4 separate regions of the Homo sapiens genome follow, and all the other regions are linked to region 1. A link is a contact called in ENCODE Hi-C or POLR2A ChIA-PET data. All regions are on one chromosome and are shown on one strand. Each heading gives the region's core, a stretch centred on a gene start or an enhancer-like site at or near the end of the contact. The rest is flanking DNA. Distances are from core to core; before and after follow the strand shown.

Region 1 (5,854 bases), core at 2,349-4,848:
GATGTCATCATATATTATAGATGATGAGGCTACCGTGAATTAAACCTTGTGGCTGATGAGAACACTTTCCCCTTGGTTAGAAAACATATTTCATACCTTATTTTACAACCAGGTGTGTAGTTTTCACCACTACAGCAATTGGGCCACAGTATAGATTCATAAAATAAGTGTAAATGTGGATTTGAGTAGTTGGCAATTTAAACTCTAGCCATTCCAAAGTGAAATTCCAGGCCTAATTGAGCTCCAGTGGTTGTCAGCAGCTTATATGATCAAGTTTTTACAAACTCTCTTCTGGCTAATTGTGCTATCTTTGGTCTGTCTCCTCACAGGGATTCTGTGTGTGCATACTCCCAGTCTCACAGCTCTGTTCATGTCTTGGCAGCCTTCAGCTTCAAACTGAAGACTGTGGGAGGTTATGTATTCTGATACTAGGCTTCTTATTTGGGAAACCTTTATAAATTAATTGTGAAACTACTTTGGATGTTACGTTATTGGTATGAACTTAAGCAACACTGAGGACCTTAAGGTACATATTGAAACCCTGAGTTCTGTGAATCACCGAATATGACTGATTTTCATAGTTTCAGTACGGACCACCTTACTACATTTTTTATTTCATTTTTGTAAACTAAGACAGGACAGCAAAATATGAGCACAAATTGGGTTAGCCACATAACTTACATTTCCTGTTATCTTCTTTGACTCTTTCTTTACAATGACTTTTTTGCTGTGTTGTTGGTAGTTTTATCATTTTTTCCAAAAGCTTTATCTGTACTCTGGACAAGGTATATCAGTTGTAAAAATTAAACATTTATTCAACTATGAAGCCAGTCAGTCTATGGACGCCCTTTAGGCAGGCACTTCGTTTGCATTTAAAGTGTAATTAGAGAGAAATATGTTGAATTTTAAAGCAAGTATATGAAAAGCTTTTCAAGGTTTTTCAAATCTGGATAATATAATCCAGGAATTGCATTTAAAATATTTGTTTTATAGGAGAAAGGATGAAATTCTAGCTTTGACTGCACAAGGAACTCAGGATAATTAGGGAGAGAGAGCTTGCTCACAGTTATCAGAGGCATACAACTCCCTCACTGGTCTGATCTCTGCTGCTCCCAGCTCAGACTCATATCCCTCCTTACCCTCCAAGCTACTCCAAATAAGTAGCAGATCAGGGACAGCAAAGCATAAGTTATATAGACATGCTTCTACAAGAGGCTGCTTCCCCCTGACCCAAACACTCAGGGCCCACAAGAAAATGTGGGGTTTTTAAGATCAAATTAGAAGGAAGCCATTATCCTCAGCAAACTAATGCAGGAACAGAAAAACAAGGACCTCATGTTCTCACTTATAAGTGGCAGCTGAACAATGAGAACACATGGAGACATGGTGGGGAACAACACACACTGGGGCCTGAGATGGGGAGGTAGAGGGAGGGAGAGCATCAGGGAGAAGAGCTAATGGATGTTGGGCTTAATACCTAGGTGATGGGTTGACCTGTGTAGCAAACCACCATGGCATCTGTTTACCTATGTAACAAACCTGCACATCCTGCACATGTACCTGGGAACTTAAAATAAAAATGGAAGAAAAATGAAAAATAATAAAGTAAAAGGAATGCAGTGATAGGAATATCATGAGGCATTAAATGCAGGGATAATAAAGAATGATTTTTTAAATAAGAAATTTTCTTCTTTCTAGTTTAATGTATTAAAATGTGTTTATATAATTGTATATTTTATTGTTATATTACTGTGTTTTTCTGCATCACGTTTATAACATGGCTAAACTACATTATATCCATTTGTAATAAAAAATCTTACTCTGCTTTGTTATAGTATTAACTTATAAGTATACATTCAAGCTATAAGTAAATTACTCAGAATCAAAAGCAATTTGAGCTGGGCGCGGTGGCTCACACCTATAATTCCAGTACTTTGGGAGGCTGAGGCAGGCGGATCATGAGGTCAGGAGATTGAGACCATCCTGGCTAACACGGTGAAACTCCGTCTGTACTAAAAATACAAAAAATTAGACAGGTGTGGTGACACGCGCCTGTAGTCCCAGCTACTCAGGAGGCTGAGGCAGGAGAATCCCTTGAACCCTGGAGGCAGAGGTTGCAGTGACCCGAGATTGCACCACTGCGCCCCAGCCTGGGCGACAGAGCGAGACTCTGTCTCAAAAAGAAAAAGAAAGAAAACGAAAATTCTTTTAACCCTCATTTACCTTGCATTTCTATAATTGTAAAACATAGAAATATTAACATAGCTATTAGAGATTATTCAGTGTTGCCTTGAGGCTCCAGTTAAAACAACAGAAATGAATACACTCCTCAAGTTTTAAACACAATGAAATGTTATGAACTATTTTTAAGAGAAAAATCCCTACCTACTTGTGTAACAAATTATTGCTATGTGTTAATGATATATGTTGACATAGCTCATATATAGCACATACATTGAGCAATAAATATTGAAATGTTTTCTTTATTCATGCTAGCCCTTTTCAATCCATTTTAAACATTTAAGGGGCTTTGTCATAAAATAATTTTTTATTAAAGTGAATTGTATATAAATCCCATTTTGCAATGACTATTTTTTTAAAAGACAAAGAAGAGAATGATAAATGAGCTTTCTGCTATTGATCTATTCAGCCACAGGGTGTCATTCTTGGAGTACAGATTAGCCTGTCTAGAAGCAATACTCTGGCAGCAGATACCAAACACCATATCATATTCAGTATGTTGAATACATAATGAAAGCTCCTGACTTTTAGCCTAATTTAATACTTCTTTATACTCAGCAAACTACATCATTAGACATTTTCCAGATCTGTTTTGTAATTTTTAAATTATCTTTAGAATAAAAGCATGAAGACAACAAACAAAATTTCTAGTGGACTCAACCTCAGTGAATTGAATTAGATTGCTAGTCTTGGGAAGATAGTGAGAGAAAATATACAATCGGTACTGCTCTCTTATATTCAGAGAGAGTTATAAGGAAAAACAACGAAGTTGACAGATAGCCATACTTATAAAAAGCATTTTCCCTTTAAAAGTTATTTCCATTTATTTCATCAAACTAATAGATTATATCGCACCAGTACATGGCTCAAGAAAACTCCAAACATGCTTGGTATAGCTATTTTATGCTGAATTTGCAAAGCGTTCTAGGCCGAAAGTTAACATAGACTATGGAACTATAGTCTCACCCAAATCAGTTTAAACTTGGCACCAAGTATCCCACTTTGTCTTCTCCCACATTGGGTACAACTCATCTGAAAAAGGGTAACTTTAACCATGGTGCATAAGTCATGAAAATGGCTTGGAAAGACCTCATTAAAATGGGGCCAGATAAAGGTTAAGAAAAAGGTGATATTAACCTGACACTTTGCTTCTCTCTTCTTTAATCACTGGTAATGTGGGGACACTTAAACCTCTATCATAAACTTAGATGGAAATTCCCTCATGCCTACTTACATTGCTCCCAGCCCATCATCATGTGTAGAAAACAGATCAATGTTTTACTCCTTCATTCAGAGAGCTTTTTTCAAATATGATCCCATAATAGAGAGAAAACCAGACATGATTCACGTACTCATGCAGCTTAGTCTCTAGTGAGTGAGAGAGACATGAATCAACCACGCAAGTAAGACATAACATTCCAATGTGGTTAGTGCTAAGAAAGAGAAACACACCACAGTGCTACAAATGCTTATTTAATTGGGAATTTTACCCATGACTAGAGAAGAATTTCCTGAGTTAGCCAGGGCAGAGCTAGGGTATGGTCAATGAGTAATACTAACCAATCAAATAGAGAACAGAGAGAGATCAAGTCTGGAGCCTGTCAGGAAGACAGTATCATGAGCTCCAGTAACTGAAGAGGTTCAGGTCTCATCAAACAGATGGTGAAGACAATGTGGTGGAAAAGGCTGAAATGGTAGTCAATAAGTCATGTCAAGGATTTCGGTCTTTGCTTTTTGGTCTTTATCCTAAGAGCAAGAGGAAGCCGATGAATGTTTCCAAGCAAGAGAAGGATGAGGGAGGGAAAAGTGTTGAATATTCTAAGGTGCAGATTTGCACTTTGAGAAAGATTATTCTGTTTAGGATGCAAAAGGAATTTTTAGTGGACAAAGGTGGTTCTTGGAAAACCAGTTACAAGCTAGAAGTTGGCGGCTTGTATTAAAGAAACAAAAGTTAAAAATCGAAATAAGATGGACTTGAGACATATAGAAAGGAATTCCTTACCTATCTAGGGATTCTGTGTGGGGATGAATCTTTGATTTCGTCTCATTAATGGCTGGTGAGACTCCATTGTACAAAAAAAAGTTGATTTAAGGGACTACACCTGACTGGGTGCAGTGGGTCACACCTGTAATCCCAACACTTTGAGAGGCCAAGGTGGGAAGATCGCTTGGGCCAGGAGTTCGAGACCAGCCGGGGCAACAAAATGAGAACTTGTCTCTTCCAGAAAATTTTAAAACTTTGTGAGGCATGATGGCTCACACCTGTAGTCCAAGCTGCTCTGGTGCCTAAGTCGTTCAACATCACCCCAAGAAAGGTAAAAGGAGGTTTCCTGACTTATGGTCACATATTTCAACTACTCATTCATATGTTTAGCTATATATCACCACATACTCCTCTAAAAATTATTATAACAATTTAGATTTTTACCAAAAAATGGAGACCCAATTGTCCCATGTTCTTGATACCTCTGAGCAATGTCAATCTTTTTTATCTTGACTTATAAAACTTGGTTTAAAAAAACTTACTCTCTTGTCATTTCCTCAATTAGGAAGCAGTTGAACACATTTTCACAAGTTTGTTAGCTATCTTTATATCTTTTACATGAATTGACTATTTTCATTTGCCCAATGCTAGCACAGTGTTTGACTTTTTCTGAAAGATTTATAAAAGCTATAGTTTTTATGTTTCGTTGCAAATTATCTTCCTGTTTGTTTAATAAAAGCAAGCTAAGGACCTCTGCTTACCCTCAAACTGTACTATCTGTCACAGCTTCTGCTTCCTCACGATTTTAAATTTCCTTATAACTTCAGCTGGTTCATGGCCACTTAGTCCTATTGTCATCTCTATAGGGTTTTTGTATTTAGAAGATAAAATTACAAGACAGCCAATTAAATTTGAACTTCAGATAAAACAACACATATTTTTAACTGTAAGTATGTCTCATGAAATATTTGGGACATAACTATGAACTTGCATGTTGTTTATTTAAAATTGAAATTTAATTAGCTGTTCTGAATTTTTGTGACAACCTTCTCTCTGTTTCAAGCTACCTAATTCACTCCATATTTGTCCACCCAAATTCCAACAAATAAGAATAATATTATTCTATTCTATCCCAATTTGGACAAATAATTTTTAAGTTAATTTATAAGCTGCAAGCCTTCTAATGGATTAATTGCCTTTAAGTGAGTTGCCCAGGATAACATTGAAACTAAGGGGGAGCTCCCATCAGCAGAATCAGGATTTTATCAGAGAAGAGTGGAAAAGTTATGGACCCCATGACTATTACGTAAAAAATATATCACTTTTCCACTTAGAGATTTTTTAAAATAAATATGCAATAATAGTTTTAAATTATAATCATATTTATTTTGTTTTTTTGAGTTTTAAAGTATAATATTATTTGATAAAGGCCCTACATCTTCATGTATCTAGATTTTTCAGGAAAATCAAGAATCGATGTGGTAAACTGAATAACAACCCATGAAAAATGTCTATCTCCTAATCCTGGAATCTGCAAGTGTGTTGCCTTATGTGTCAAAAGGTACTTTGCAAATGTGATCAAAGCATCTTGAAAGGGGGAGATCATTCTGAATAATAATTATCCTGGGC
Region 2 (5,854 bases), core at 882-3,381, 460 kb after region 1:
AACAAAAATGCATTCTATATCCCAACCTATCTATGTGAGATATTAGTTGGGAAGAAAAGAGAAAGGAAATAAAAGGGAGAAAAGTGGCATATCTTATAATGACCATTTTCATAGTTCATAAAATCAGCATTCGTAGCAAAAAAAAAAAAAGGCCAATAAAAAAAACAGAACTACTCTCCGTTTAAAAAAACAAAACTCATTTTGCTCCATGGAATCTGCACATGAAATCTCTCTTCTTACAGCCTTCCGGAATATACCAAAACACAAAAGAGTTATCCAAAGAGACAAAATCTTTCCTCTTCCCCTCTTCTTCCTTCAGTGAATGATTTACTGTTCAGTAAGGGTTAACTCAGGTCAGCTAATAAGAAAAGAGGGAGCTAGCACTCAATCTTTATGCAGAGTAGAATGGAAAATATTCTCTGGCTATTTATCCTTTAGTGACTTATGGATATTAGAAATAGTTGATAACATTCTTAAATATTTGATTTCACAAGTTACCTCTCCTACTTTCAAATGGTCCTTTCAAGATGCCTGTGTTGACAGGCCAGAACTTGTAGTGTCCTGAGAAGTGTGCAGCCCTGCTCAAAGGCCCACACAAGTAGAAATGTTAAAAAAAAAAATCTTTGGGTCACACATGGTGATATGCCAGATGTTACAACACCAAATGGGTTGCCATTCAATTCTGGATTTAAGCTAAATGAACTGGTTGACTAACTGGATTGATTTGTCATTAGACTTACATGTTTCTAACTTCTTAAAAGCATACTTTAATTTTCATCTCCCTTATATGCCATTGTGTGAATACTGGGTAACTCGCCTACATTGTAAGCAGATTTTAAGAAATCTGCATTTAAGAGATTTTTGTTCAAAAGTAGATTTAATTCACAAAATCCTATATAGTTTGTCGTTATTGCTATATGATTTTTCCAGGCAGACCTGTGTAAAAATAATTTCAGGCAGTGGGAAGAGCATGTGCAAAATCAGGCAAACATCATCAAATCTGAGGAACTGAAAGGATATCCAAAGACTGCAATAAGATTTTTGAGCTTAATCAATCTGTAGGATCTGTAGGCTAGCAAATCCTAATATCACATTTTTTGGCGGGGACCAATGTGGAGAATGAATTGTTTACACTACCTTAAAAGACATTTTATTAAATAAGGCATCTCCACAACAACTATGTAATTGAAAACAGAAATGAAATCCCATTATAAAGTTAAGACTCCTTATACTCAAGACAATTATTAAGAATCTAGGTTTAGGCCGGGCGCAGCGTCTCACGCCTGTAATCCCGGCACTTTGGGAGGCCGAGGTGGGCAGATAACCTGAAGTCAGGAGTTCAAGACCAGCCTGGCCAATATGGTGAAACCCTGTCTCTACTAAAAAAACAAAAATTAGCTGGGAGTGGTGGTGCACGCCTGTAATCCCAGCTACTCGGGAGGCTGAGGCAGGAGGGTCGCTTGAACCAGGAAGGCCGGAGGTTGCAGTGAGCCAAGATCATGCCATTGCACTCCAGCCTGGGTGAGTGAAACTCTGTCTCAAAAAAATAAATAAAAATAAAAATAAAAGAATTTAGGTTTAAAATGTATAAATCTAGGTTTATACATAAAATTCAGCCTCACCTGCTTTCCCTTATCATCTTATTATTGGTTTTAATTTCCCTGCCCAGTAATCCCATAACTGTATTTTAACTTCTTTTTCCTGCTACCTATTGTTGGAGGTAGGGGCTGAGGGGATGGAGGGTAGCCAGCCAAGTGTGGAATGCAGTAAAATCATTCTGAATAGACAAAACTGACAAAAAATTGTGAAAGCAAAAGGCGTGACAGCCTCAGAATCCTGACCTTCCAGAACTTGAAACTGATAAACATGAATTCTTTTGTATTAGGGGTAAAATGGCAGGTATTTCCTGTTATTAAAACTTTTTTGGCTTACCTTCCGAAGGCTAATGTAGAGTTTCTGAAAAGATAACAGTGACAATAAAAAGATTGTTAAGAGTGCCTCCAAGCTACAGGACAAAGAGTATTATATTTCTACTGGGAAGGAAACTTAAATTATAGTCAAAGATCCATGAAGGCTTAAGTCACCCAGGATTGCATTCACGTCTTCGGTTATTGCATGTGCTTTGGAACACTTGACAATCACAGAGCTGGCCTGTGGGGGAGGTGAGTCAACAGTGATTCTCTTTCATAACTATCCAAGAAAAACAACCCACAGTAATCTTCAAGAGCATCACACCTTAACTGTTTATTAGAGCTGGGACAACTAAGGCCAAGACAATAGACAAATGCAAGGCTGTTAATATTAGAAACTAAGTTTACTGGCCCCTACTCCCTAGAATGTTCAAGCTTCATGAAACTTTGGACCACCCAGACATTTGCTATGTTAACTATCCTCTTAAACTGAAGTGGAGATATTTATTCAGAATTATGGTTTATACTTACAGTGGAACATATCTTTGCATGGATTTTAAACACTACATTTATAGGAGTTTTTTTTTTGTTAAACTACATGTGTTGAACAGAAAACTTAGGTAGTGGAATGTACTTTTATCTTTTTTATTTTAAAGACTTCTTTCTTTTGAAAATTGTTCTATACATTACTCATAAGAAATATATTACAGCAACATTTAAAGAGCATCTGCAATACTAACCCTGACATTTATAGTATATGATTTGAGGTAAAAATAGCTCAAAGTTTTAGAAAATATATAAACAAAAGAGGTAAGAGATGGATATTTACTTACTAATGTAATGCTAATTTAATCTATTATTAAGAACATTTAATGTGCTCTGTTTTGATCAGGAGTCTAATTCACCTTCACATTTCCTACAATTTACACTTTTAAGGGATTTTTTTTTAATTTTCTAAGTGAATACACTTGAGTTTACCTTTCAGCAATCAAAGCAAGCATAATATTCACTTTATGTAGTTAAAGGAAGTATAAACTCAGGAACAACACACTCTGTTTGTGTTCAAAGAGTGAAGTAAGGCCATTTTCACGATATTGATTCTTCCTACCCGTGAGCATGGAGAACTAGAAATACCATTTGACCCAGCCATCCCATTACTGGGTATATACCCAAAGGATTATAAATCATGCTGCTATAAAGACACATGCACACATGTGTTTATTGTGGCACTATTCACAATAGCAAAGACTTGGAACCAACCCAAATGTACAACAATGATAGACTGGATTAAGAAAATGTGGCACATATATACCATGGAATACTATGCAGCCATAAAAAATGATGAGTTCATGTCCTTTGTAGGGACATGGATGAAGCTGGAAACCATCATTCTCAGCAAACTATCTCAAGGACAAAAAACCAAACACAGCATGTTCTCACTCACAGGTGGGAATTGAACAATGAGAACACACGGACACAGGAAGGGGAACATCACACACCGGGGCCTGTTGTGGGGTGGGGGGAGGGGGGAGGGATAGCATTAGGAGATATATCTAATGATAAATGACGAGTTAATGGGTGCAGCACACCAACATGGCACATGTATACATATGTAACTAACCTGCACGTTGTGCACATGTACCCTAAAACTTAAGGTATAATTAAAAAAAAAAAGAAGTTTCTAACACACACACACAAACACACACACACAAAGAGTGAAGTAAACAAAAGTATGGGATGAAAGTTAATCATCATCACATGGTAGAGGCAGGCTTGTCTGTTGAGAACCTAGTCTCTGCCGCTCCCTACCTGCCAGACCTTGGGCAAATCCCATGCCTTCTCTGAATCGGGGTTGCCTCACCTGTACAAGAAAGTCAGCTAATTCATAGGGTTCTTTAAAGACCTAAATGAAGGAAATCTAATGAAATGCAGTCCCACAGTAGATATCACTAGCTATTAGCTGTATGTTCTTGTCATAAAGTGAAATGAAATGCTGCTTATATATTTAATAAGATATCCAAACTTAACTACAGTAGATCCTTACTATTTGTAGATTCCATATTGGTGAATTCACCTACTGGCTACAATTAATTTGCAACCCCAAAATCAATACACGGCATCTTTTGTGGTCGTTGGCAGACATGCACAGACACAGAGCAACACAAAACTTTAAGTCACCCAAGATGATGCTGTTCACAGCTGAGGTGGAGCAAAGATATGCTCTGCCTTCTTGTTCCAACTCCCAAACTGTAAACAAGCATCCTTTCTGCAGCATATTTAGTGCTAGGTTGTTCTCAATTTTTTGCTATTATTTGGTAATTTTGCTGTTTAAAATTTCCCAAAGCATAGTGCTGAAGTGCTGTCTAGTGTTCCTTGACACAAGGCTATGATGTGCCTTGATATGGTTTGGCTCTGTGTCCCCACCCAAATCTTATCTCAAATTGTAATCCCCACATATCAAGGGAGGGACCTAGTGGGAGGTGACTGGATCATAAGAGCATTTTCCCTCATGTTGTTCTTGTGATAGAGAATGAGTTCTCCCAAGACCTGATGGTTTAAAAGTGTAGCACTTTCCCCGCCTCTCTCTCTCCTACCACCATGTAAGACGTGCCTTGCTTCCTCTTCACCTTTCACCTTTTGTTTTCTGCCACAATTGTAAGTTTCCCAAGGCCTCCCCAGCCATGTGGAACTGTGAGTCAATTAAATCTCCCTCCTTTATAAATTACCCAGTCTCAGGTAGTTCTTTATATTAACAGCAGTGTGAAAATGAACTAACACATGACTTTACAGAGAAAATATGTGTGTTAGATAAGCTTCCTTCAGGCATGAATTATAGTGCCTTGTGCTTAATGTTAATGAATCACCAATATACAGTCATGAGTCACTTAACAACTGGGATATATTCTGAGAAATGTGTCTTTAGGCGATTTTGTCATTGTGCTAACATCATAGAGCATGCTTAAACAAACCTAAATGGTATGGCCTATTGCACACGTAGGCTACGTAGTACAGCCTACTGCTCCCAGACTACAAACCTGTCAAGCATGTTATTGTACTGAAAACTGTAGACAATTGTAATACAACGGTAAGTATTATATATCTAAACATAGAAAAGGTACAGCAAAAATACAATATAAAAGATTTAAAATGGTACACCTGTATAGAGTTCCTACCATGAACAGAGTTTACAGGACCGGTAGTTGCTCTCAGTGAGTCAGTGAGTGAGTGGTGAGTGATTTTCAGGCCTAGCACATTACTGTACACTTTTGTAGAATTTATAAAGGCTAAATGCTTATGCTACACTAAATATATTTGTTAAATATTTTACTTTCTTACATAATATACTAGCCTTAGCTTACTGTAACTTTTTACTTTATAAACTTTTTAAATTTTTTAACTTGACTCTTTTGCAATAACATTTAGTTTAAAATACACATTGCACAACTACACAAAAGTATTTTCTTTCTTTATATCCATATTCTATGTGCTTGTTTCTAATTTTAAATTTTTTTTATTTTGTTTTACCTTTAAACTTTGTTAATGAAAAACAGAAGAGACAAACACACCCATTAGCCAAGGCCTTCACAGGATCAGGACCATCAATATCACTGTCTTCCACCTCTATATTTTATCCCACTGGAAGGTTTTCAGGGGCAATAATAGGCATGGACATGTCATCTCCTATGATAATAATGCCTTCTTCTGGAATCTGTCCTAAAAACATACCTGAGGCTTTCTTACAGTTAACGTTTTTTTGTTTTGTTTTGTTTGTTTGTTTTTCAGATGGAGTCTCGCTCTGTCCCCAGGATGGAGTGCAGTGGCATGATCTCGGCTCACTGCAACCTCTGCTTCCTGGGTTCAAGCGATTCTCTCCTTCCTCAGCCTCCCGAGTGGCTGGGACTACAGGCGTGCACCACCACGCCCAACTAATTTTTGTATTTTTC
Region 3 (5,854 bases), core at 1,317-3,816, 370 kb before region 1:
GCACAGAAATAAGGGATTGGGGTGCAGAGATAAGAGGTCAGGGTGCAAAAATAAGCGATTGGGGCACAGAGATATAAGAGGTTGGGGCACGGAAATAAGGGATTGGGGCACAGAGAAACAAGGTTGGGGTACTTACCCCTCCTCTGGAAAAGCAGGACTTGCCGCTAAGAGTGAAGGAGAAGGGTTTGGGGGTTTCTTGCCCCCCGGAAAGGTAGAGAAGGGGTAGAGACATGGAGAGAAGGGGTTGGGGTACTTGCCCCTTCCCCAGAAAAGCGAGACTTGCCGCTAAGGGTGAAGGACAAAGGCAGGCGTCCCTGTGTGGTCTGACACCTCTGAAACATGGTTGAATAATCAGAGAGGCATCCCTGCAATAATTAAACACCAAGGGAAGGCTGCCTTCCCTAGTCCGTGACCGACACCGGAGTTTTGGGTCCACAGATAAAACGTGTCTCCTTTGTCTCTACCAGAAAATGAAAGGAATTGAAATTAAGAGAAGGGAGAGATTGAAGAGTGGAAAGGAGAAAGTGGTTGAGGGACAGTGAGAGAGGTTGGAGAAGAGAGTACGAAGAGGTCGCTTACCTGATTTAAAATTGGTGAGATGTTCCTTGGGCTGGTGGGTCTGAGGACCTGAGATCGTAGGTGGATCTTTTTCATGGAGCAAAGAGCAGGAGGACAGGGGATTGATCTCCCAAGGGAGGTCCCCCGATCTGAGTCACGGCACCGAATTTCATGCGCGTCCCTGTGAAGAGACAACCTAACAGGCTTTGTGTGAGCAATAAAGCTTTTAATCACCTGGGTGCAGGTGGGCTGAGTCCGAAAAGAGAGTCAGCGAAGGGAGATGGGGTTGGGCCATTTTATAGGATTTGGGTAGGTAAAGGAAAATTACAGTCAAAGGGGGGTTGTTCTCTGGCAGGCAGAGTGGGGGTCACAAGGTGCTCAGTAGGGGAGCTTTTGAGCCAGGATGAGGCAGGATAAGGAACTTCACAAGACAATGTCATCAGTTAAGGCAGGAACAGGCCATTTTCACTTCTTTTGTGGTGGAATGTCATCAGTTAAGGCAGGAACTGGCCATCTGGTTGTGTATGTGCAGGCCGCAGGGGATATGATGGCTTAGCTTGGGCTCAGAGGCCTGACAATTACCATATGTAAACATTGGTCTCAACACTAAGCATACAAGAATACACAGAAGGCAATTTATGATCTAGTTTGGGATCTAGGATATACACATCAGACATTGCCCATTGTAGGGAGCAACTGGCAAATGAATTATATAAATAATGAGGTTGGAAAAGGAAGATATCATTTTCAGTACCCATGGTGAAGAAAACTTTTATTTGTTAAAAACGATATCGTGCAGTAAATGTTTATTGAACACTATCCATAGCCAGGACAGGTTCTGACACTAGGAATACCAAAATCAAATAACACAATGTTATTAAGACCCAAAAACATTATAGAACTAAACAAATATAATGCAATGTGCTAAATGTTATCATTAAGGCATTAATATTGTACTTCGGGGGTTCAAAAGAGAGTTTCTACTCTTCCAGAGAAGTAAGGAATGGTGTTGAAGCACAGCTGTATTTTTGGTGGATTAGGAAGAAGTAGTAAGAGTACATCAGGCAAAATAGGCATAAAAAATAGGTTGTTCTCAGCAAAAGAAGGATTCATGTGCTTGGGTTTTCAGCAGGCTGAGTAGGGCGGGGCAAGGTGTTTTAAAATGCAAGTTTTATTATTATTATTCAGGTATGATGAAGCCAACAGATCAAGACATGGTTGTCACTGAAAAGTGAGTTTGTTACACAAGAGGAAGGAGCGCATCATGCCACACATTGCAACACAGGGAACCGCCAGCAGGGGTGAGGAGGCAGAAGGAGTTGGGGGTTGGGGGAATGTGAGCAACAGCCTTTATTTTTATTTTTTCTTTTGTGGGAAGGAATGAGCAAGGCAGATGCTATGGTTTGAATGTGTGAAAAAAGCATGTATTGGGAACTTAATTCCCAATCCAACAGTGTTGAGAGATGGAATCTAATGTGAGGTGTGTAGGTCATGAGGGCTCTACCCTCATGAACGGATTAATGACAATTTTAAAAGGGCTCGAGGCTACAGATTCAATCTCTTTCTTGCTCTCTGTTGCTCTTTCACCTTCCACCATAGGATAATGCACTGCAAAGGCCTTTGCTGGATGCTGGTGCCATGCTATTGGATATCCCAGCCTCCAGAACTGTGAGCCAAATAATGTTTGTTTGTTTTCTTTTAAGTTATCTAGTCTCAGGCATTCTGTTGTAGCAGCACAAAACAGACAAAGACGACAGGATAAGCAGGCTAAGTAGGTTTAGAAACGGTTAGTGTAAATAATTTCTGTGAGCTCTGAGATTTAGGGACTGACTCTAGTTGTCTGATGCCTGGTTCTGGGATGATTCGGTCAGGGAGATAGTGACCCAGGAGTTTAAGAACTTGGCCTCACCTCAGATGGAGGAGGGGAAGTAGTAGTAGCAGCGTGCTGAATCTAGCCAAGGAGCTGGGGGAATTGCTGGATTGCCCTAGAAACGCCGCCAATTCTTTTCTTTTGCATGATGATACATGTTTCCTGGAACTCGTTAATCCCTGCCTGTTCTTCCTCACCCTGATACTACATGTTCTGTTAACTAAGGCAGGAAGTGGGAGGGCCAACTTGTCTCCTATGGTTTGCTCTGATATGTCTCCTCATCCCTTAATCTCCTTAAAAAGACACTCATGTACTTAAGATAAAATATATAGGTTAAATATCCTGTGTGATTCCAGCTCCATATGGAAAGTGCAAAACTTGTATTGCTTTCTCCTTTAATATACAAATGCCACCCAAGTAGTTACTGAATTTCAGGGAAGGGGCTTGGAGATCTGTTTATTTTGGAGCTAACAAATAGTAAAAGAGCACTTTCAGGAATTTTTCCTTAAGGGCAAATTTACTTCAGGTTTAATAAAACATATTAATTGGACATCAAGCAAAAAGATGAAGTGTGTACATTTCCGTCAAATACTCATGGACCCCTTGTTACATTGTGAGCTTTGACACGTGCTTTTCTTAAAAGCGTCTTTCAGCCCAGGGTCTTTAATCACTTCACAGTTATTGTGACCTTGCAGGTGTACTTATTATCTCTCTTTTGCATCTAGAAAACCTGAGACCCAAGGGTTTCTTCCCTGGAGCTGCGCTAATTTTTCATCTATAAAAATAACTAGTATTTACTGATACTTTACATTCTTTCTGTTTAAAGAAACCACGAATTATAGGGGTTTGTCTATCACTTTTAAATCCAAAATTTACGGTTCTTATTTTCAATTTTCAGGTAGTATCATCATTATGAGGTGATTGTTAAAAATGTGTATGAAAAGGGCTTCTAAATTTTAAAAAAGTATGTGTTTATTCCTACTGAATGTACCATATTTTTAAATGCATTTTATATCCCAATATATTGGAGGACAATTGATTTCAATACCAAACAAATACGTTTTATTAATTATTATAGCACATTTACCATGTTTATTTAAATATTCCCTCCTCACCTATTTTGAGAATATACATCCAAAATATTTTTTATGTTTTCCTGTATATATTTCCGACCCACCCAAGCTCTGAGGGAGCATCTGCAGCTGTTGGAAGAAGATGTTAAGGATGGACCACAGAATGAGGACATTTTAATGGAATTTAATAGCTGAATAGCAGGCACATTCTTAGGCGAACGTTTTTCCTAATGCCTCGGCATCCAGCTGCTTTCCTTAGCCTTCAGTTGGTGAATATGAAAGTGAGTGCTACTGCTAACATCTTACTTAGATTCTTCTCCCCATCTCCCTTTGTTTCTTCCCTCTCAAATGTCTTGAACTGTGATCAGATGCTATATTCGGTGTGTTGCAAACTAAGTGCCACTCAGCTAATTCACTCAAAGGCTGCCACAGTGTCCCCTGTGCTGGTGGACACTAATCCCATAAAGTGGGTCTGTGGCACTTGTATCTCCTTGTGAAACTAACCTGAGACTAAAAAATAAAGTTAAATTCTAAATGTTAATATATAATGGGAATATAAAAACAGTAAAGGAATTATAAAATTCACTACGGTCTATAATAATTGCATGATTTTTCTAGATAAAAGCAATTACCAATATTGAGTCAAGAGAGGCAGCATTATTTTAGATGATATGGCCATCTACTTAAAAACTTAGAAGAATCTACTGAAAAACCATTGAAATTAATAAGAGGGCTCAGTAATACAAGATCAACATTAAAAAATGACTTTCCTGTACCTGTAATGACCAAATAAGCAGCATGGAGACAGTTTTTATTCATATAGAAAATTAGCTTGCAATGTCACTTTTACACACATGCACAAAAATTCTAAGTTGACTACATAGTCAAATAACATATAAAATAATAAAAATAATCAGAAGAAAACATAGAGAAATACTTTATTAAAATTACAGTAAGAATGTTTTCTAGCATATTTATAACCAGGAAAAGAGCATGGTGAGATAATGACAATTACTCTAATATTTGCTTGAGGAAGATTTTAGTTTTTCCATATCTTCTTCTGCTGCAGCTTCAAGTTCGACCCTTGAAAGGTGAGTCAAAAAGAAAAACAAGAAAAGATCAACCTAAGGCTCAGCTTCAGAAAGCAAGTGGTATATAGAATATTATCTTTCACTATTTATCTTACATGCAAGCACAGAAACATTTTGCCAACAGTAAGATATAAGTGGTAGGTTCTATCAAGAGAAAGTTCCATTTGTGTATTTTCTTGGCAGAAATTTATATACCAGTGGATACCAGAGGAGTAAATCTATTTTTAAAGTTCTAGTTTGCTTTTTGACAACTTCAAATAAAATTTCATCAACACAGGTTTGACCACATGAAATTCCAGTCTGAAAATGACCATTAAGATTACAGTCGTTTATCCTTCTTAGGTAACTAATACCTGCTGTTTTTGACCAAAAGTGGGAACAAAAGATGAGCTTCCATATCCCTTGTATAATTTTGGAGCTCTTTATTTGTTTCTTTTGCCATGAGGAATTATTGGTCACTAGTCATCCCAAATACAACCTTCTACTTCAAATATAACCTCAAACTATGATAAAATACTTTTACCTCAAGGTGGAGCTGTTATATTTTCAGAAGAGAAAAAGACTCAACACCTTGGTCTTGTTCTAGAATTTTGTTACAATCCTGAGGAAATGTTATTTTTAATAAGAAATGACAGAAAAAAATGACCATTCCTTTTCTTCTCTCTCTTTTTCTAGAACACAGTGATTAATGTTAAAGTTACAAAAGAACACTGACCCACAGGATCATTTTGTGTGATGACATTGTCTGTTCATTCTGGCACAGGCTGTTTTGAGCATATTTGGCATGGAGCTTCTTTTGTGCAGCTGTATACAGACTATGCAAACATGGATAGAAAGGCATCAAAACCATAACTTGCCTTTGTCAGAGCTTCTAAAAACATGACACTTTATGAACCAAGTTTTGTTTCTGTGTTCTCTGTTGACCTAATTAGGGATATTCTAGACAATTACGGCAGCTTTCCAAGTAGATGTTATCCTGGATATATTCAATTCTAATATAGTTTTATGTCCTTTTAAAAAACTTACCAGAGCCAATTGTATCAGTAAATATCAGCAGTATCTGAGGTAAAGTTTAGCTGAATGAAATAAGAGCATAATAAAGCTTAATTCATCTGGTTCTTTTTTAAAACAATTCTGAGAATAAAGAAAGTCTTTAAGGGGCATTTATATCCTTGTTATATTTATTTTGAACTATTGAAAAAATGTAACTTCTACTCTAAAGGTGTGAATACCACACAAAATATTTCTTTGCATTTATTTTG
Region 4 (5,854 bases), core at 2,027-4,526, 350 kb after region 1:
CAGTCATGAGCCACCATATCCAGCTTTGAGTTGGATTTTTTTTTTTTTTTTTTTTTTTTTTTTTTTTTTTGAGATGGAGTTTCACTCTCGTTGCCCAGGCTGGAGTGCAGTGGTGTGATCTCGGCTCACTGCAACCTCTGCCTCCCGGGTTCAAGCGATTCTCCTGCCTCAGCCTCCTGAGTAGCTGTGAGTAGCTGGGATGACAGGCACCTGCCACCTCGCCCAACTAATTTTTGTATTTTTAGTAGAGACAGGGTTTCACCCTGTTAGCCAGGTTGGTCTTGAACTCCTGACCTCAGGTGGTCCATCCAGCTTGGCCTCTCAAAGTGTTGGGGTACAGGAATGAGCCACCATGCCATTGTAATTTTTGGTGACTGTAAAGGAAATTATTTTCTGTTTAAGGTGAAGATGAGTCAAATTTTTATCATTTTACAATTAATCAAGGCATCTTTAAAGGATTTACTATAGGTTAGATTCTTTCAACTTTTATCTGCTCTGTATTATTGCTACATTTGCAAAAGGTGATGGACTTTAGATATGGATTTATAAAAAGCTGAGAGAAACATTTAAGTAGCATGATAATAAAATTTGAAAAGGATTAAAGGCCTATCAAAGCAATACCATGACTTCAACCCTGATTTTAAAAGAAAATATTTAAACAGCTGACCAGCAGCATAAGCCATTTTAATTCTTCATTTATATATACAAATTTAGGTCTTGGTGATGTCCATGAAAATGAAAAATGAGTTTGTTTTAGAACAAACCAAAGTGAAATAAAAATATTGTTCCTTTTAGGATATTAGAGAATTTCAGGTACAGTTCCCAAATATGAGCATTTTTGAAGTATTTTAAGCATTTATGTTTAATGAATATCTATTCTATAATGAAATGGTTTCCTATAAATGCATCTGGAAAAATACTCTCTGAAGCTTAAGAAAAATTCTGTTCATCCAAGATAATTCATTATTCAAAATTTGCCTTTAGTAAGAACAGATTGGCTGGGCACAGTGGCACACGCCTGAAATTCCAGCACTTTGGGAGGCCAAGGTGGGCGGAACACGAGGTCAGGAGATTGAGACCATCCTGGCTAACATGGTGAAACCTCGTCTCTACTAAAAATACAAAAAATTAGCCGGGTGTGGTGGCGGGCACCTGTAGTCCCAGCTACTCGGGAGGCTGAGGCAGGAGAATCGCTTGAATGTGGGAGGCAGAGGTTGCAGTGAGGGGAGATCACGCCACTGCACTCCAGCCTGGGTGACAGAGTGAGACTCCATCTCAAAAAAAAAAAAAATAACAGATTGATACACTTGTACTTCGACAAACGCAAGCAAATGAGCAGAGCATTTCAATGCTGACTGATGACTGATGATTCTAAAGAAGTAGGTGTTCAATATAAAAATGGCTTAGACTTCAGGTTCCTCTTCAGCAAAACAAAAAACTAAATCCAATGGTCCTGTGGACCATTTTTTTAAATCTTAGTTTTTTTTTTCTTGTTTAAGAACAAAATCACATTTAGTTAGATGTGTGCTGTTATGTCAAAAAATATGCAGCTTAGACTACATGCTTACGCAATACCCACATACGTACATACATACACACACATACCCATTACTACATTTGCCAGAAAATTTTATTATTTTCCAAGGTCAATACAGCACTGTTATCACCAAAGACAATAATTTTCTACAAGTAATATCCAATCCATGGCAACCAACTATAAACACCAGTATATGATGAGGTCCTCAAAGATTTGCTATTAGGAAATAAGAAAACACACATGTACACATGGGAGTGTTAAGAGGCAAAGCAAATGCGTGAAACAGTGGAGTCCTGGACTTTGCAAGGCCTCTCCTCCGAACATGCAGGCCAAAGATCAGGAGAAGCTCTCGTCCCATTGAGGCAAATGAAGCTACTTCCGCCGGAAATGTTATATAATATAATACCTCTTTCTCACTCTGTCACTTTCACAAAACTCTTCCAAAGTGCTGACGGGTGAGGGAGCACTCTGGCTCTGGAGATCTCTGACTACTGCAGACCACAAGTGCCTTCTAACAGCACAAAATCCTTTTTCTTATACATTTTGCAGCGCAAATCACACTTTAAAAGGTCACCGTTTAGAACACAAAAGCACACTTTGGGATACACCTGACACATGCCCCATCTCACTCTTCTGATACAGATTATGTCCTTTACTTCTTAACAGATACAGAGCCAATCAGAACAGTTTCAAGAAGTAATGACAGATGAGATCCGGCATCAAGACCGTGCTTAATAAGTGGCAGAGGTTTTAATTATCTAATGAAAACTCCATTAGTGTTCCAGATTTCTAGGAAAGAAATTTACCTCTGTTTTCTAATTTAAGGTACAAGAATGACTCAAAGAGCTATCAGAAATTTTGACTGGTTTTTTGCTTTTTCTCCCTTTTCTTCAGTGACCATTATAAAAATAATGTGTGTATACATATGTATATATGTAATTATGTATATGTGTGTGTATATATATGCATGTATATATAATTGTATTCTGGAAATATAATTAGCATGTGTGTGCTCTTATGGTATATTTAACGTACAGATAGAACAGGTAAAATTCTACTTACATCACTTTCATTTATATATTACTTCCTAAGTAAGCTTGTATATACTTTAAGAATATTCATGACCAATCAATAAAATCAATCACTTGGAATACTGTAAACAACATAAAAATATCCAAAAAAATGCAGACTCCAGAGGCAGAATTAGCTAAAGTGGGTATACACATTTTTTAAAATTAAAGTTTACTTAGCAATTTTAAGAAAATCAATCTTCACTAGAGAATGGGATTCTGTGGAAACTAAACTATTTAATGGAAATTTAGTGAAGTACAGACATTAATATTTTCTGAAACTTCAGATATTGAACAAAAGAAAAATAATTTAACTTCTATTATGAGAAATTTAGAATTTGAGAAATTAGAAATAGAAGTAATCTTATTCCTATCACATGTTAAAAGTAGGAAAACAACTTTCTAACTCTTATGATCTACTAAGATCATCACTCTTATTTCCAATGCCAAGGGGTTTATGGAATATACAGGATTATATTTTTCACAGAAATGGATTGTTGAACGAGGAATTAAGAAGAAAGACAGACTGCCATTTCTCAAGAAGCAAAACAAAACAAATATCTTCACATAAAGGGAAGCAGCATTTCAGATTGTTAGGTGATTTCATCATTGTAATAAGTCCTGCTAAGGCTATTACTTCATATTTTGTAGCATGAAAAGGGAAATAAGAAATTCTAGGCCGAGTGCCCACTTGGCTAAATCTACCATCCTGGGCAATATCCCTAGGCAGAGATTTTTTGGCCCTAGGTTTATTTTACTTTCTTTTTCTCACTTTAAAATTTTCCTCTTGCTCTCTATTTATTTATTGCTTTATCCTGTTAAAATTACCCCTTCAAAGTGCTTTAATATCTAGGATTCCTACCATATCCTTTGATAGTCTCTTGTGTCACCAGAAAATTTGGCAGTTTTTGACAGTTTCAATTATATCACTCACTTCATTTCCTCTTTTGTTACAGATGTTATTTCTTAGATTTTTCTCTCCTTGACAGAAGAGGTAGGATAGCTTTTAAATAAAAGCTATTATTATCTCGTGAGTTATATTCATATATTCAGAATTTTTATCTACCCATTTATTTCACTGAGCCTCAATATCCCTCTCTGCAAACACCAAGGATCAATCGTGCATCACTTCTCAATTTTATTAATCTTATAGACAACAAAAATAAAAATTAAGTACAAGAGTCTCAAACCACTTGGTAGTGTGAGAACCTTCCCACTAGTACTACTTCACTAATTTAATAGAACCAAATAGAAACAGGGCCCATTACTTCAAAAATGTATCTGAAAAGCTGTGTTAATTGTTACACATATAAGCAAAACTGAGGTCCAACAATTGGCCATTTGTAGCAATTTACTTACTCTGATTTCAATTACTAAGTTGAAAAATTATAAGTATTTTTATATAAAGTAGAATTAAAATATGAAAAGTACATATTTAAGTGTCTTAAAATATACAGCAAATACAATTCTAAAAATAAGCTCTTTGAAGACAGGAATTGCATTAAAAAAAAAAAAAACTTCATGTCCTCAGACCTTGTCAACTGTGTGACACTATGGCACTAGCATTATACCATTCCATTTGGTTGATATGAGAACTTACGCACCTCAAACTACAAAGGAAAATAAAAGATAAAGCACTGTGCATCCTTTCCCTGCCCCCACCATGACCTTCAGTTCAGAGATCTGATGAAACACAACTTTCCATTCTCCATGTGGACCTACAGGCAACTGAGTAATTGTGGGCTACTTAGGGCTTTAGTCATTTTGGTCATTTAGTCACTTGTGGACCTCAACCTGGGCGAGACAGTATATTTCACCAGATGGCAAATATGATCACATTTTTTGGTACAGCAACTCCAGCAATAATAGTCCTGTCATAGGTCAAGAACGTACTTTATATCACCAAGTTATGACTAATGGGTTCCAAGCACATACGGTGGTACATTTCATTGGATATTCTTAAAAACTATCTAATGGTGGCTTTCAAAATATCGAGCATGCAATTCTTTAAAACAAAAGATTCCATGCTCAATATTGAAAAATGTGATCAATTAAGTTATTTACTACCAATACTATAACTTTCTCCACTTCACTTGGCCCACTTCCACTTCTCCTTCAGATTTCAGCTAAATATTACTCCTCAGAGATGCCTTCTGTGAGTCCTATAGGCAGAGATTGCAATGTCTTTGCAGCATGGTCCCTACCACACCCATGACTATTTAGAATTATATTTTTTGTATGCCTATCCCTTTACTATTCAATGCTTTCCAGAGGCCAGGGGCCCATCTAATAATCTTTGTATCCCCAATATTTAGCATGGTATTTCCTCCATACATAGAGAGGACTATATGACTGTTGAGTGATGGATGGATAGACAGAGGAGTGAATTCGCACATACATAATAGAGTAACATACATGTTCATACACAAATATGCACAGAGTAGGCAATCGACTAGTCAAAATTACACTTGTGCTGTTGAAATATCCCCATATAACCAATATTTGTACTCTTGAACATTTTTTTCTCTAATTGTGGTTATTCACATTAAATATAAGTATACCTAATTTTCTAAAAATTTAGCTGGGTGCAGTGGTACATGCTGGTATTCCTAGCTAGTTGGGTGGCTGAGGCAGGAGGATCCCTTGAGCCCAAGAGTTTGAGGCCAGCCTAGACAACATAATGAGACCCTGTCTTTTTTTTTTTTTTTTTTTTTTGAGATGGAGCCTTGCTCTATCGCGCAGGCTGGAGTGCAGTGCCATGATCTCGACTCACTGCAACCTCCACCTCCCGAGTTACAGCAATTCTCCTGCCTCAGCCTCCTGAATAGCTGGGACCACAGGGATGTGCCACCACGCCCAGCTAATTTTTGTATTTTTAGTAGAGATGGGGTTTCTTCATGTTGGCCAGGCTGGTCTCCAACTCCTGACCAAGTGATCCATCCACCTCGGCCTCCCAAAGTGCTAGGATTACAGGTGTGAGCTACCACACCCGGCCAACCCTGTCTCTTGAAAAAAGAAAAAAAAATGTAACTGGCTTTTTAAAAACAAGGACACTAGACTGTATTTCGAGTAATAAATTAGATACAATTTTTCAAACCTTATTATAATATCAATCATCCTTCATCTTCTCACATGCTCACTATTCCCACAGTGAGCACTTTGATTTGCTATATACATTTGGCACACTAGTTTATACAGTTTATGCAACTTGCTGGGTTTTAATTCCATGGTCTATTTATTACACACA

The links. A loop is a pair of places that touch in the nucleus more often than their neighbours do. ChIA-PET counts read pairs that join two places held with the same protein, here RNA polymerase II (POLR2A). Pooled maps may share reads with other maps.
Region 2: a map of mammary epithelial cell shows a loop between it and region 1 (12-fold over the local background). The contact joins two enhancer-like sites. A Hi-C loop is called at or near these places in 4 of 168 maps with a recorded cell type or tissue (MCF 10A, PC-9, endothelial cell of umbilical vein and 1 more) and 5 of 50 pooled maps. POLR2A ChIA-PET finds 5 or more read pairs at or near these places in 3 of 52 experiments (AG04449, AG04450 and MCF 10A).
Region 3: a loop to region 1 is called in a map of mammary epithelial cell, with 5 times the contacts of the local background. The contact joins two enhancer-like sites. A Hi-C loop is called at or near these places in 1 of 168 maps with a recorded cell type or tissue (mammary epithelial cell) and 2 of 50 pooled maps. POLR2A ChIA-PET finds 5 or more read pairs at or near these places in 1 of 52 experiments (MCF 10A).
Region 4: a map of MCF 10A shows a loop between it and region 1 (6-fold over the local background). The contact joins two enhancer-like sites. A Hi-C loop is called at or near these places in 2 of 168 maps with a recorded cell type or tissue (MCF 10A and ascending aorta) and 2 of 50 pooled maps.

The regions. Positions count from the first base shown.
Region 1 is chr4:156,472,818-156,478,671 of GRCh38, forward strand. No RefSeq gene overlaps it. Among named protein-coding and RNA genes, the nearest start is that of LINC02272, 170 kb to the right of the region's middle. Within about 2 kb of position 3,599, at least 3 of the 41 ENCODE cell types and tissues checked have a DNase peak (open chromatin) inside an H3K27ac peak, as active enhancers do; they include mammary epithelial cell, where a contact is called at or near this core.
Region 2 is chr4:156,929,325-156,935,178 of GRCh38, forward strand. The region is part of intron 1 of PDGFC (platelet derived growth factor C); the gene reads right to left. Among named protein-coding and RNA genes, the nearest start is that of PDGFC, 40 kb to the right of the region's middle. Within about 2 kb of position 2,132, at least 7 of the 41 ENCODE cell types and tissues checked have a DNase peak (open chromatin) inside an H3K27ac peak, as active enhancers do; they include mammary epithelial cell, where a contact is called at or near this core.
Region 3 is chr4:156,108,170-156,114,023 of GRCh38, forward strand. LOC102724785 (a long non-coding RNA gene) reads right to left here. Exons shown (of 5, transcript XR_939394.2): 4 at 5,619-5,668; 5 at 4,422-4,584. Among named protein-coding and RNA genes, the nearest start is that of CTSO, 160 kb to the left of the region's middle. RefSeq lists an enhancer at 3,470-4,078. Within about 2 kb of position 2,567, at least 2 of the 41 ENCODE cell types and tissues checked have a DNase peak (open chromatin) inside an H3K27ac peak, as active enhancers do; they include mammary epithelial cell, where a contact is called at or near this core.
Region 4 is chr4:156,826,140-156,831,993 of GRCh38, forward strand. The region is part of intron 2 of PDGFC (platelet derived growth factor C); the gene reads right to left. Among named protein-coding and RNA genes, the nearest start is that of PDGFC, 140 kb to the right of the region's middle. Within about 2 kb of position 3,277, at least 4 of the 41 ENCODE cell types and tissues checked have a DNase peak (open chromatin) inside an H3K27ac peak, as active enhancers do.